Regions from separate parts of the Homo sapiens genome. Here region 1 is linked to region 2. The links are chromatin contacts, found by POLR2A ChIA-PET in ENCODE. All regions are on one chromosome and are shown on one strand. The core of a region is the stretch at or near the end of the contact, and the rest is flanking DNA. Distances in the headings are between cores, read along the strand shown.

Region 1 (7,377 bases), core at 937-3,436, 44 kb before region 2:
CACTCTGTTGCCCAGGCTGGAGTGCAGTGGTGCGATCTCGGTTCACTGCAATCTCTGCTTCCCGGGTTCAAGCGATTCTCCTGTCTCAACCTCCTGAGTCGCCGGGATTACAGGTTCACACCACCACGCCTGGCTAATTTTTGTATTTTTAGTAGAGACGGAGTTTCACCATGTTGGTCAGGCTGGTCTCAAACTCCTCACCTCGTGATCTCCCCGCCTCGGCCTCCCAAAGTGCTGGGATTACAGGTGTGAGCCACTGCGCCCAGCCACTCATGCTTCTTAATCAGGGGAGCTCAGTAGAATTATCTAAGGAGTTTTTTTCAAAATGCCTTTCCCTAGGCTCTATCACAGACCTATGGAATTAGTTCTCCGCATGTACATTTTGAAAAAAACTTCCCCCATCAGGACAGTTGCTTTAAGACAGCCTCTTCTGATAGCTGAACATTTTGTTTTCCCCTAAGATCTTTGCATCATGGTTCATTTAAGTTTGACTGAACTGCTTTATTTTTCTATTTGCATGATGGAGGATAAAAGGAGGAAAACTGGGGGATGCAGAGGGGTCTTGTAGCCCTGAGGGACTTACTAAGATAAGAGTTCTTGAGACTCTGTTTATTCTTGCAAAGCTCAGGCTTCAATTCTGGCCTGTCTCTGTAAGCCAGTGTCTTACACTTACTGTCTAGTCACAGAACCCTGGGGCGTTATCTGGGACAGCCTGGTAGCTGAGAGGTCCCTGGGTGTGGTGACAGTGTAGCAAGAAGCATTTGCCCTTCTTGAGTCTCTCTCCCCCACAGCGCTTCAGCATGGAAGGCATCTCCAACATTCTGCAGAGTGGCATCCGCCAGACCTTTGGCTCCTCAGGAACTGACAAACAGGTACGCGTAGTCTCCCTGCTCCAAGCTCTCTTCCTAGACTCCTGCAGCTTGGCCTCCCCAGCAACGCAGGGGGACAGTGACTCACCAGAATTATCCCAGCATTTATTTAGGGGGTTAGGGGTCCTAACACTTTTTTCTCCTCTTAAGGAGGAACAGAGAATATCTTTTTAAAAGGCAAACTTTTTTTTTTTTTTTTTTTTTGAGCTCTAGTGTTCTAGGACATGGGCAAGACTTAAAACTCAACACTGCTTGTAGGTCTAAGAATTAAGTTGTTTTAAGGATGAAATGCATTAAGAGGGAGTCCATTTGATGATAGATCCCATCCTAGAGTTTAGTTAACTTTCCACCACACTGGATCACCTGCCAAGCCATTCCCACTAAGACTGCCTCTGCAGCTTCCCAGCTCTGGTTGGAACCCATGCTGTGGCTTTTTGTTGGCTCAGTAATTTCCCTGTGACATAGCTTGCATTTCTGGTTATTAAGACAGCATTCACAACTTTTATCAAGCGCCTGCTATGTGCTAAGCTCTGTTGTTAAGCCCTCAGGTGCAAAGGTGAAAAGTCCTGACCCCTGTCCTCATGGAGTGTATAATCTAATAGACATGGCTGGCACGTGAACAGAAAGTTTGAGATGGTGGAATGAGTGTACATGAAAGTGTATATGTTTTAAACATATTTGTAGCTGAATTCTAAGTGCTAGAATTCTAGAACTCTAGAATTCTAGAGAGTCTAGAGAAGGGGAAGAGATTTTAGCAGCATCGATCCCAGTCCTCTTGTTTTATGGCAGTGAGAACTATGGCCTGGAGATTCAAGGCATTTTTCCAAAGCCACACACACTGTCAGTGGCAAAGCCAAGACTAAAATGTGAGCTTCTGGCCGGGCGCGGTGGCTCACGCCTGTAATCCCAGCACTTTGGGAGGCCGAGGTGGGCAAATCACCCAAAGTCAGGAATTCGAGACCAGCCTGGCCAACATGGTGAAACCTCATCTCTACTAAAAATACAAAACTAGCCAGGTGTGGTGGCAGGCACCTGTAATCCCAGCTACTTGGGAGGCTGAGGCAGGAGAATCGCTTAAACCCGGGAGGTGGAGGTTGCAGTGAGCCGAGATCAAGCCACTGCACTCCAGCTTGGGTGACAGAGCGAGACTCTGTCTCAAAAAAAAAAAAAAAAGTGAGCTTCTTAGCTTTGATCTAGAGCTCTGGCACTCACCACCTCAGGCTTCCTTGAGACTCCTTTGACAGCCCACTAGGCCCTGATGCTGGTTTTGTTGTAGGAGCACCTGACATCCAGCAGAGGGAGCAAATCTGACATCAGAGACCCTGGGCGGGGTTGAGGTTCTCTTGCATATCTTTTTTGACAAAAGACAAACAATTCCTTCTCAAATTGCACTGCAAAGAATAAGAAAATATAATCCCCTTGGATTTATTCTCTGCTTTCAGTCTAAAGGAGAAAAAGCTCCCCAGGATTCCTAAATAACAGAGAAGTTTGTAGTGTAGGAAGAATCTAGAAGTTGGGATGGAGAGAAATGTGGGAAAGTCTTACTTTTAAAGAGACATTCCCTAAAGAGGGGTAAGAAGTTCTGAAACAGTGACGTACCAGTGACCATGAATGTTTCAGAGAAGGTCAGATTTGCAGTGTGTGTCTTAGAGAAAGGCTAAATCTCAACCCAGAGGAAGCATGTCTTCTGTCTCAAGCCCCCTGCATGCTGTTTGTCTTGCAGTATCTGAACACAGTCATTCCTTACGAGAAGAAAGCCTCTCCTCCCTCAGTGGAAGACCTGCAGATGCTGACAAACAGTGAGTTCCTCTTGTTCTCAGCCAGATCAGTGGCTCCTTTTTCTCCCTTCCTGCCTGTACGTTGTACCTCCGTGCCGCAGGCCCGAGACTCCTCAAAGCAGGTTTACATGGGCCAAAATACCCTCCAAATTACTGCGTCACATCCTCCCGCACAGTGTAAAATTAAAATACTCTGCAGTGATAACCAGAGCTGTTTTTTCTTTCTCCTGGTTCCCATAAGGGAAGAGGCCTGCTGGGGGAAAAAAAAATGAGCTGGTGAAAGAGGTTGGGGTGCTGGTGCAGGGGACTTTTTGTTTTCCCCTGCAGTTCCCAAGGCTTGGCATCCTCTGCCTCCCTGTTCTCTCTCTCCCTGCAACTTGAGGTTGCCTGGTCGGCACTTGTGCCCCTTGAAGCAGGGCGCCTGGTCTCTGGGTCTGGCTGTATTTTTAATGAGAAGCAAGGTTTCTTGGGTGGGGTAAGGCTGACTGGAAAAAATAGAGTCCAGCTTTCCTTCCAGGAAGTGACTGCCTCCTCTCCTCCACTTTGCTCTATTGTCAAATATTAATAAACATTCTGAACTATGAGGGAAAACAGTGTGTAACAAAGAGCCTTTTGTAGACAGTAACTGTTTATATACATCAAACAGTACGACCCCCAAAGGGCTGGGGGGCACATGGTGTTAGCCATCAGTGTCAGCTTGGCCCTCTTAGGACGAGAAAAATCCTAGGCTGAGATGTGGTGACAGGCCCAGAGGATCACGAGGGAAATTCCATTTCCTTGGCAACCGTGCCCTGCAGAGAGTGACAGCTAACGAGGCCCCGCCCACTGCAGCCTGTTCTGGAGGGAAGGGGCCAGTGCGGGGCTACTGGATACCCAAGGAGAGGGGAAGTTGAGCTTCTGTTCAGCTGAGGAGGATGGATACCTGCTGGGGCCTGGTGCTGAAGGTGACCAAACGTTTCATTTTTTGTCAATTTGGAGAGTGAAAGCAGGAGGTTCTGGCAAACAGAAATCCTGCCTACATCATGCCTGCATCAATAGACACTGTGTCCTTGAGAATCAGGAATTTTAAAATCAAAGTACAGTGACTTGTCCTTAACTCATTGTAAACTCCTTTATTTGCATAAATATGCACTAAGTTTCTTTTTTTTTAAGGGAGAAAATAGAGATGAACTGACATTTATAGATGTTTGTGTTTTCACACAAGTTACATTTGGAAAGTAATTTGGACAAATTATGAAGGTTGATATATGTAAAGTATTCTATCATAGCTCAAAAAAATAAATAGCTATTAATTTGTTGCAGATACCCATTCAGGAATTCAGTGTGAAATCTTTTCATTTTAATTAAGAAACAGACTTTTTTCTATTTTGAGTGGTTTTGTTTACATTTTTTAAGTTCATTAAAAAAATTATAGCTAGAGTATATCCATCATTTAGACTACTTTGGAAATAAGGAAAAGCAAACAAAGAAAAATAAATAACTCATTGTCTACTCCACTATGGTTACCATTTTGGTGCTTTTCAGACTTAATATTTTGTATCTTTTCTATATAGTTGAGATTATACTGGCTGTAAAATTTTGTGTCATGATTTTAGTCACATTAGTTAACACTTTGTTAATGTTCTTTTTATGGCTATCTCTTCTATCATGTGGATATACTACCTTCCAACATTTTATTGCTTTTAGAAAAAAAACCTGCCATCTTTTCTGAATACCAATTCTCCTGTAGGTTATGAAGCCTCTCTTTTTTGGCAGATCCTCATATGAATTTGTGAACAATGCCTCTTCTCTCTTCTACTCTTTGAACTAAGTACATAGGCCAAAGACCAGCTCCTGCGACTAGCCAATCCTTGTAAATTTTAGATTTTGGAGATTAATTTAGATACGTATTGGCAAGAGCAATTATTGTATTTTTACGTGATCTTCGTGGTGTGGCATTTAGTCTGCTTATGCTCAGTTGCAAAGTGTTCTTGACAACTAAGCTGAAATGAAGGCATGTCTAAAAATGCAGAAAAAAATAAAACAGGCCGAGTATGGTGGCTCACGCCTGTAATCCCAGCACTTTGGGAGGCCGAGGCGGGTGGATCACCTGAGGTCAGGAGTTTGAGACCAGCCTGGCCAACATGGTGAAACCCCCATCTCTACTAAAAATACAAAAAATTAGCCAGATGTGGTGGTGCACGCCTGTAATCCCAGCTACTTGGGAGGCTGAGGCAGGAGAATCGCTTGAACCCGGGAGGCGGAGGTTGCAGTGAGCTGAGATCGCACCACTGCACTCCAGCCTGGATGACAAGAGTGAAACTCCGTCTCAAAAAAAAAAAAAAACCCAGAAGAAACCAGGACCCCCTAGAATCCACTTAAGCTGAGATGAATACATGTCTAAAGATACAGAAGAAATAAAACAGAAACAAACCAACCCCTCAATGGCCTCAGGTTGAGTCTCTTTTTCTGGACCTGGCTGCTGACTCACGCCACCATTGGATTTTCTTCCTCACTCACTCCTAATTCTTGGATTCAAGTTTCATTACCCTGTCTTGAAACTAGTCAAGGTAATCAATCAAAGGAGGACAAGGATATCGAAATGAAGTGGCAATCCCACTGTTGCAGCTGCCTTCTGACCCTAGCTATCAGTGCCAGTTGATCTTTAGTGTTTTCTTGGCTTACAAAAGTAATACATGCTCATTGAGAAAAGCCAGACCCCACAGAAATGCAGCATAGAAAAGAACATCCCCTATTGTCTTACACTCAGAGATAACTACTTAACAGTTTCATGTATTATTGTTCTAGATTTTTTTTCTATGAACATTAGCATTTAATTATAAAGTTAATAAATGTTCTGTAACCTTTCTTCACTGATAACTATGTCTTGTACATATAGCTCTCTCTTATTTTTCTTTTCTTCCTCTTCTTCTTTTTTTTTTTTTTTTTTTTTTTTTTATAGAGACAAAGTCTTGCTATGTTGTCCAGGATGGTCTTTTTCTTGTTTTTGAGACAGAGTCTCACTCTGTTGCCCAGGTTGGAGTGCAGTGGCATGATCACAGGTCACTTTGGGAGGCCAAGTGGGGAAGATTGCTTGAGCCCAGGAGTTCAAGACCAGCCTGGGCAACATGGCAAAACCTCATCTTTACTAAAAAAAAAAAAAAAATTAGCTGGGCATAGTGGCACGTGCCTGTAAGTCTCAGCTACTTGGGAGGCTGAGAGGGGGAGGATTACTTGAACCCAGGAGTTTGAGGCTGTAGTGAGCTGAGAACACGCCACTGCACTTCAGCCTGTGTGGCAGGGCGAGATCCTGTCTCAAAAATAAAAAAGAAAAGAAAGTCACCAGTAGGTCCACTACCTAGAGACAAACACTGTGGCTCTTGCTGTGTTCTCGTCTATCACCATGTGCAGGTTTGTTACGGGGGCATATTGCGTGATGCCTCTCAAGTACTTTGGACTACAGGCGTGTGCCACCACACCCAGCTATCTTTTTTTTTTTTAATTAGAAATGAGGTTCTGCCATATTGCCCAGGCTGGTCTTGAATGCCTGGGCTCAAGGTCTGGGTTACAACTGAAACTAAACCTGTCACCCAGGTAGTGAACATAGTACCGGATAGGTAGTTTTTTAGCCCTTGCCCCTGAAATGCTGACCCCTGATAGAGCCTTCTAGACTTTTGCTCAATACTCAATAAATGTCTGGTTCTTTTGAATCATTTCTCTCTCACTCTGGGCTGGTGGGTCATGTGGCCCTAGAAGTGAACCTCTGACCAGATGGTATCTTAGTTCCTCTCTCTGTCTCCTTTCCTAGTTCTCTTTGCCATGAAGGAGGATAATGAGAAGGTGCCTACTTTGCTAACGGACTACATTTTAAAAGGTAAGAGCAGCCCCAGGCCTCCTGGAGCAGAAGGGGTTCTCTGGAGCTCCTGCTCCAGTTAGGGAACCTTCCCAGCTTGCCCATGCCAGACCAGACCAGGCAGGGGCCAGGGAAATCAGGGACAATTGAAAGGCTTTGGAGTAATAGGTTTTCCCTTTGGGTGTTGCCAGGAGGCCGCAGGAGGAGATTCCATCACCCCCGAGTCACCAGTGACTTTCCTTGGAGCAACAAACCAACAAAGGACTTATTGTGAAAATTCTGCAGAGTTTGGGCTACTTAGTATTTAGTTGGGAAAAACAAAACCTGATGATAATTTAATACTTTTCAAGCACTTGAAAGGAAGCTGGAGACATAATTGACTACACCCTTTCATAACTTTTTAACCTTGTCTTATGGAAACTGGTTGTACATACAAGAGTAGAGGAAATGGCATAATACACTCTCAGGTACTGATGAGCTGGCATCAACAGTTATTAAGTCCCGGCCAGGCTTATTTCATTTACGCCTCTACCCAACTTCTCCCCTCCCATGTTATTTTAAAGCAAATCTCTGTCATAGTTTTCATGCATAACTATTTCGGTATGCATTTCTAAAACATAGGAACTCTTGAGGAAAACATAGCCATAATACCATTTCACAACTAAAACAAATGAAGAGTTTCTTTCTTTTTTTTTTTTTTTGAGATGGAATCTCGCTCTGTCACCCAGTCTGGAGTGCAATGGCGTGATCTCAGCTCACTACAACCTCCGCCTCCTGGATTCAAGCAATTCTCCTGCCTCAGCCTCCTAAGTAGCTGGGATTACAGGCGCCTGCCACCATGCTCAACTAATTTTTGTATTTTTAGTAGAGACGGGGTTTCACCATGTTGGCCAGGGTG
Region 2 (7,136 bases), core at 1,218-3,717:
ATAAGAAGCGATTACAGGTGCCCTAGCCCACACCATGCACATGTGCACACACCTACACACACTCACCTGTGTGTTCTGGATCTGGATGGCTCCCTGGGGGATTGCTTGGGTGACCACCTGACCCTGGGAGGTTACCATGGTAACCGGTTGGTATAAGGCTCCACCTGAGGAGACAACCAGTTTTGGGGTCCCCTGCCATGGGAGTGGGTAGGAGCGAGGGCAAGCAGGGTTCCCAGTTCATTTGGCACTCATGTGTAAAGACCCTCTACTTGGAGCCCTTGGGTAGCGAGCTATGGCTTTCTGCTTTATGGGTGGGTGGGGGATGGTGTCTAGAGCCTAGGACAGAGCCTCTGGTGGGAGGTGCTTCGGGGAAGGGACAACAGCCTTACTTGGTCCTCTCAGGGGCTCATGAGATTTTGACCCAAATTTGTTCTAAACCATCACAATTGGGTCTTGGCGCTAACCGTCTATAAACTTACAGAAAACTTTAGTCAAGAAACTGAGCTGGGAGCCCCTCCCTCGGTGGAGGACAACCCCCACCCCTGGAACCGCCTCGGGGCCACCCTTTCTCCTCCCAGGGAATTCCCACAATCACCCTTCCCAGTCTTTGCACCGACCTGACACAACTTGTGAGTTGACGGTTGTCATGGCGATGTTGCCCTGCTGGAGCGCTGAGGCTGGGACCACAATCCCCTGGGGGTTATTGGAGACTCCGGACATGGAATTGGGGGAATTCTGCAGGAGGTCCTGGCAGTGAGGGAGGCGTGGTTTGTGACAATGACACTGAGAGCTTAGACCCTACAGCCCCAGAGTCCTCTTCCGTCCTTTCCCCTTCCTGCCTGCCCCCCTCCCTCCTTCTAGCTCCTCCCCAGACCCAGGTCCAGAAGGCAACTCTCTTGGTTTCCTAGAAAGGGTGAATAAGAAGGCTCAATTAAAAAAAACAAAAACAAAAAGAGTCACCCATTTAACCATTCCATTGCCCTGAAAACCTAAGGCACAAATTATCTGATAACCCCCATGGTCTCCTCCTTGGCTGTACTTTGAAATCTCCAGTAATGATGCTTGGGTTCCAATCTCAGAGAGTCTCATTTAATTGTTCAGGAGTGTGTCCTGGGCTCTGGATTTTTTCTTGATCAGATCCATCATATTCAATGGGCTCCGGGTTATTAAAAGCTCCCCAGGTGATTCCACTGTCAGCCGGGTCTGAGAAAATGGCTTCACCTGGTCGGCACCTGCTCATCCTTCAGCGACGCTTGTCTCCTGATGCTTTCCCGTCCCCCGGCTGCTCTCCACACACCTCCATCACAGGCCTGTCACACTAGGCTGCACACACAGAGCAGCCTCCAGCTCTCACCTTTGTATCCTTAGCACCTAGCTCAGGATACTAAAATACATGTTAAATAAGCAAATGAAAGCCGCCCTAGCCTTCCCATAACCTGTCTTCTAAGGGTGTCTCATATGAGCCTCAGCCACCTTCGGCACATGGCATCGATCCTGTTCTCTTCCTCAGGCTGCCCACAGGATTCCACTGGAAACAGACTCTCCTCTCCCCACACTGCCGACCAGCACGGAACCTTTGCCGCTTTTCTTTGCGTTAGCCCAGGCAGGTAAGACATGTTTTCCTGGCCCTCTGCTCTCCTCACCATTCCTAGTTAACAGCTGGGTAAAGAAGTCCTTGGACTTGCTGTGGAGCCCTCCCTGCTTTCTGGGGAGCCTGCACTGGGAGGCTGGGTGCTTGGAGAGAATTTGTGAGGAAGGAATAGGATGTGGGAGAGGTTAGGGTCTCTAGGTTCGGAGAAGAAAAAAGGCAGCGAGTGAAGTGTGGGAGCCTCAGGAGGCCTGCCTGAGTCTCTTAGCTCCTCCTAGCCACGGTTCCTCATCTGAAGACGGGGCTTGAACCAGTTAACAGGTCCAATGGCCATTTCGGCGACATTCCCATGCTCAAATGCTGGAATCGTAAGGCGTGAACTGCAAGGATTTAGAGACAGGTAAATGGTCAAGGAAATAGACAAAATGGGGCAAAAAAGAAGGCCCCAGCTTCCCGGTTTTTGTTTTAGGACTTGAAGAAGCTTGGGTCTTCAGCCTCCAGGGCAAGTCTAGGGTTTTGAGCCCGGAAATCTGTGTTTGGAGGAAACCTCGAGCCAGTGACTGCCTACCTGTAGCAACGAAGGGAAAGTGTTACAGCCCGGGGGACAGCCATGGCGAATCTCCTCCCAGACCCTGACAACACAGAACCTGGCAGAGCCTGTCAGGAAGTGGAAGTCGGCACTGATTTATACATCTCACTCGATTCAGCTGATTAAATCCCCCTTGGCGTCTCCTCCAGAGCTGCCTTTTTTTACTCTCCTGGGTTGTCTCTGGCCCAAGAGCTGGAGGAGTATTTCCTATAAATAAGCAGCGCCAGGAGGAGAGGAGCCAAGCACGCCCTCCTCCCACCCACCTGCCGCACGGGCCTCCTGGTGTGGCTCCTCCGGGTGGGTGGGGCGATGGAGGCCTTGCTTCTATTCTGAGCTCACCTCTGCTGCTGTGACCTTGGGGAACAGAGGGGGCAGCTCTTGCCTTGGCTTCCCCTTCCTGGGGCCCCGTGGGAGCCGCCTAGCCCGTGAAGCTTATACTTTGAGCAGAGCTCTTGGCCTTTCTGTTCCTGCAGTCGCAGTCTAAAATGGAGTCTGCCATGCAGAAGCCTAGAAACTGGAAGAGCCCCTGGAAGCCACACATTTCCCCTCCCTGAAGTACAAATAAGGCACTGAGGTTTAGAGATGCCTGGGACTTCCCAAGGCCACACAGCCCGTTAGCAGCCAGAGGACTAGAACACAGATCTCCTTCACCCACAAATGCCCCCTACACCGGTTCTGGGCTGCAAATGCTCCTTGAATCCTGCAGGTCAACCAATCATCATTGCAGGCAAGGTGAACAGATAAAAACAACTAAAACTCAGAAGTCCAGAAGCAGCGTGGGCACTGGAGGAAAGGCAATCTCGTCACCACCCTTCTGTGGGCCTCATCTCCTTATGTATACAGTGCATGTGACACCGGGACCCTCAACGCCTGAGTTTTCAGCGATGAGACTGCTCTGAGTTTGAGTTCTCCTTGTTCCAACATCCCAGCCTACCATTCTCATGGTGTGTAAACCGTGCTGATATTATATTTGAAGCTGAAGCAAACTCGGAAGGTAAATTTACTTTTTTTTTTGTTTGTTTTTTGAGACAGGGTAGAGAGTCTTGCTCTGTTGCCCAGGCTTGTCTCAAACTTCTGGGGTCATGTAATCCTCCCACCTGAGCCTCCTGAGTCATGGGATTACAGGCGTGAGCCACCACACCAGGCTTGAAGGTAAATTTAATGGGGGAGTGGGTACCTCCATGCCATTCACCTTAAAACCAGTGGAAGTGACTTCTCAATCCCTTGTTTGGAATCATCCATGCTAGCCTGTGCCTCTTCTGGTAGGGATATTTGAGAATTTCAAACATAAAAGGTTGTCCTAGACTTTCTTCACCCCCAAAAAAGTACCCAACAAGGTTAGAAAAATACAAGCAAAGTCAGTAAAATAAATACAAGATGTGTCCCTTGGGATTCAACCAACACACATTGTTTCCTAGCCAAAGGCAGAGGGTGAGCCACCACCTGGATGCTTCGTCTGCTTACTCAGACCCTGGCTGCTTCTCCACCTTGTGGCTTGGATACCCTCCATGCCAATTTACCCAATTTGGGTAACTAAGGGCAATTTATGCATTGGATCAGAGCCTTCTCTTTCCTACCCTTCTCTCCCTTCCCTGGGTCTTTGGCTGGAAGGTGCTGAGAGGCAGCCAGATTCTATCAGTGAAGGAATAAAATAAAAACCTTCAGAGATAGAGTCCAAGGGCAGGGCTGGGACTGGCAACGTTTTAGGTGGGGCAGGGAAGAGGAAGCAAAATTTTGGCATCCCGGAGGTCTGGGGAAATGATATTCATCCCTTACATCTGTAAACATGAGCTGCTTCACAAACCTGCCTTGAGTGTGCTTTTTTTTTTTTTTTTTTTTTTTTTTTTTAGACATAGATTCTCAGGGCCACTGGGTCAAGACCCTCACCCATCATCTAGCAATCTATATTTCTAAAAACTTCCTTGTGATGGTCCCAAAGATCGTACACGCTGAGTATGAGAGAGCTTTCACCACGCTGTTCCATTTTAATGTCACCATCACCCCATGGGGTCAGCAGGACTGTCCTATTTGCCTGAAGAGAGATTGAGGTCCAGAGAGGATGGAAGTGACTTCCCAGAGTCAAATAACTGTGCCTCCAGCCTAAGGCCTCTGGCTCTGAGTGTAGGACGAGTGCTCACAGAGAGAGGATATGTGCTTCGGGGTCAGACAGGCTCCAATGCAAGCACAGTGCCTGGCACATTTAGCCATCCAATAATTTATTTCCCACTTCCCTTGGCTAAGGTCACTCAACTAGGGAGTCGTACAGTTGGGATTTAAAAACCTGTCCTAGAAGCCTTCAAGCCACTTGAGTTCTTTACGTAGCAATGGAAGGGGTTCAGCTGGGGTTGCGCACGCAGGCAGAGTTGTGCAAACCTGGCTACATGTCTCCCTGTCTGAGATGTTCCTGGGCAATGGTCGAGTCCCAGGATCCTAAGCATCGTCTCTGACTAGCCCCACAACTCCACTTGGCTGCGATTTCCAGTCCAGGCTTAGTCTCTAGAGCCGTGGAATGGAGACAAGGAGGGTCTGACTCTCTTTTCTGAGGAAGGAACTTCCAGAGCAGCGGTGGAAACCCCGTGGGGAGCACATGTTGGCTAAGCACACAGTATTATTAGCTTTTTGACAGCTTCCCCTCAGGGCTTATCAGACTCCAAACCCAGGTAGATGCCACTGTGTCTAGACACAGAGTTGCTCCCCTCTAGGCTCCTTAGCACCCAGATGGAAGTGAGAAGAGTGTTTGGTACGGTTCTAGTTACTTTTTTCAGCACCCAGAGCCTCACATCCCTGCTGGAATTATCCAGGAACCTGGGGATGACAGCTGGTTATCCAGCCCAAGAATTCTGTTCGTTTTGTTCCACTAGGAAGACAGCCGTGGTGTCCCCAAGCCTCTGGAAACTGCCTGAGGCCTGGGAATCAGATGAAAACCAACACGCCGGGCTCCATGGGCACCCCTGGAAGCGGCCCCACTCCTGTTCCTTGTGTGCTGTTGATTGAGACTCAGAAGCAGGAGCCTCTCAGGAGGGGCAGAGCAAGGCAGGGCTTTGGGTTTGGAATGGCAGAGAACTGGTGCCTCCCGAGCACCATCCTCTGGGCCAGCTGCAACACCCTGGAACTGCGACTGCCACTCATTCTTCACAGACCTCAGTGGTCCCCAGGGGAGTTTTACTCCAAATTGCATTTGGAACAGCAGAAAGATGACTTGTTCCAAAGGAAGGCCTTACTAAGAAACGATGAGAAGCTGTGGAATGACTTTTGGAAGTGGGGGGTGCAGGGGCCCACATGAATGCACAGCGGTCTCACGTCAGCCCAGGAAGAGCTGTCTGTCCCTGTGAGCCACCGTGCTTCATTTTTAATAGGGAAAGGGCTTGAACTGCCCTGGGAAACTCAAGGAAGACTTCATTTCCACTCAAGGAAGGAATTCCTGGAAGAAACCAGAATGGGACAAAGACATGAAGGAGTGAAGGAGATAAATGACAGAAAAGTTTCTGTTTAAGCTGTTTTGAAATAGGTGGAATTTTTATCTTACTTGGATGCCTGTGAAACAGGGGAATGAACGGGATGGCCTGGCAAAGATCCTTCCAGCTGAGGACTGTAAAAGAGCCCATGCCATTTCCTAAGGATTGTGTGGGAGGGTGGGTGACGGTGAGTCGGTGGCCGGAGTGGGGTGCAGTGCGGAGCCAGCCCCAGCCACCTGCCATCCTCCCCCCGGCCACTAGAGGTCTCTGCTGATCCACCGGCTCAGACCACACTCACCAAAGCCTCCCAGAAGGCGCGTGCTGGCGGCTCCCCTGCCTGGGCTCGGGGCGGGTGGGGGTCGGTTCTGAATGTCTCCTTTCTGCTGGAAAGCTTGTCCTGACCTCTCCAGGGCACAGCCGCGGCCCGTCCTCTGGACTCTTCAAAGCCTCCCATCTGCCTTACATACTGGACACAACAGAATGGTTCTCTCTAATGCAGGCGTCGTCTTTCCCTAGCTTGGTGGCAGGCTTTTTGAGGGAAAGAGGGGTCTTTCTCTGAATTCCCCGAAACTGCTTAGCGCAATGTTAAGTGCATGGTACATGCGAGATACATGTGTGGTCTGACTTTGGCCTAAGGCTGTGGGTGTATTCCTGTGTGTGGTGGTGTGTGTGTGTTTGTGTGTGTGTGATGTGTGTGTTTGTGTGTGTGCCCGCGCAAATGTGCCTTAGGAGGGTGGAGAGGTTGTCCCTGTCCCCAGACACCCCTTCCCGGCAGCATCCCTCCGTTCTGGCAGAGCCAGGGCCCTGTCTTAGACCAAGAAAAGCCAGATTCCCAAACTCGGGAAAGCCAAGCACATGTAAACAAGCCACCTAATCCTGTTCTTGTTCCACTCCTGTTGGGGGCCTTGGTCTCAAGGGAAAGGCAGTTCTGGCCTGTGGGGACAAGCAGCAGCTGCTGCTCTTAAGGAACATTCCTTCTCAGGCGGGAGAAGCGCTCAGGTTTCACTAGCCTGGCGGCAAAGGCCACCCTCTGGTCTCTGGGCTCCACGGCTGCAGGGCTGGGGGTGAGGAACCGGCAGAAGAGACAGCTTTAATGCCTGTGACAGGCAGTGTGGCTCATTTTATTCCACTTCAGTCTAGGGATGCCCCCTGTCCATCTAAGTAGTGATCTTTCCAGGGTAGATTGCCCCCTACCCCAGCCCCATCCAGTCTTCTCCCTGGTCCTGTCCTCAGGATGCTTAGCCACTGGGCAGAACCTCTAGGGTCCTGGCTGAGGTGATGGCCCCCTACCCCTTCCGCCCCCTGCCAATCTGGAAAATCCAAAATTCCTTAGAGGTCAATAGGCAAGTGCCACCCTTCTCAGGTGGGGATGCATTGATTAGCCCCCTTCCTATTCTGCTGGGGAGGCGCAGAGCTGCAGAGTCGCATCTGGCAGCTGGGCCTAGCATCTCAGAATGTCCTCAACTTTGTACCTCTCATTTCCCTACTTCCAGTCTACTAGCAA

What was found. ChIA-PET counts read pairs that join two places held with the same protein, here RNA polymerase II (POLR2A).
Region 1: POLR2A ChIA-PET joins it to region 2 with 10 read pairs in PC-3. The contact joins two enhancer-like sites. POLR2A ChIA-PET finds 5 or more read pairs at or near these places in 4 of 52 experiments (BJ, OCI-LY7, PC-3 and 1 more).

What each region holds. Positions count from the first base shown.
Region 1 is chr11:125,447,625-125,455,001 of GRCh38, reverse strand. FEZ1 (fasciculation and elongation protein zeta 1) reads left to right here. Exons shown (of 10, transcript NM_005103.5): 7 at 792-872; 8 at 2,593-2,668; 9 at 6,435-6,500. Among named protein-coding and RNA genes, the nearest start is that of FEZ1, 45 kb to the left of the region's middle. RefSeq lists an enhancer at 3,471-3,590 and a silencer at 5,075-5,369. Within about 2 kb of position 2,186, at least 13 of the 41 ENCODE cell types and tissues checked have a DNase peak (open chromatin) inside an H3K27ac peak, as active enhancers do.
Region 2 is chr11:125,403,807-125,410,942 of GRCh38, reverse strand. It overlaps PKNOX2 (PBX/knotted 1 homeobox 2), which reads right to left. Exons shown (of 13, transcript NM_001382323.2): 8 at 618-747; 9 at 67-164. Among named protein-coding and RNA genes, the nearest start is that of FEZ1, 89 kb to the left of the region's middle. RefSeq lists an enhancer at 990-2,189. Within about 2 kb of position 2,467, at least 4 of the 41 ENCODE cell types and tissues checked have a DNase peak (open chromatin) inside an H3K27ac peak, as active enhancers do.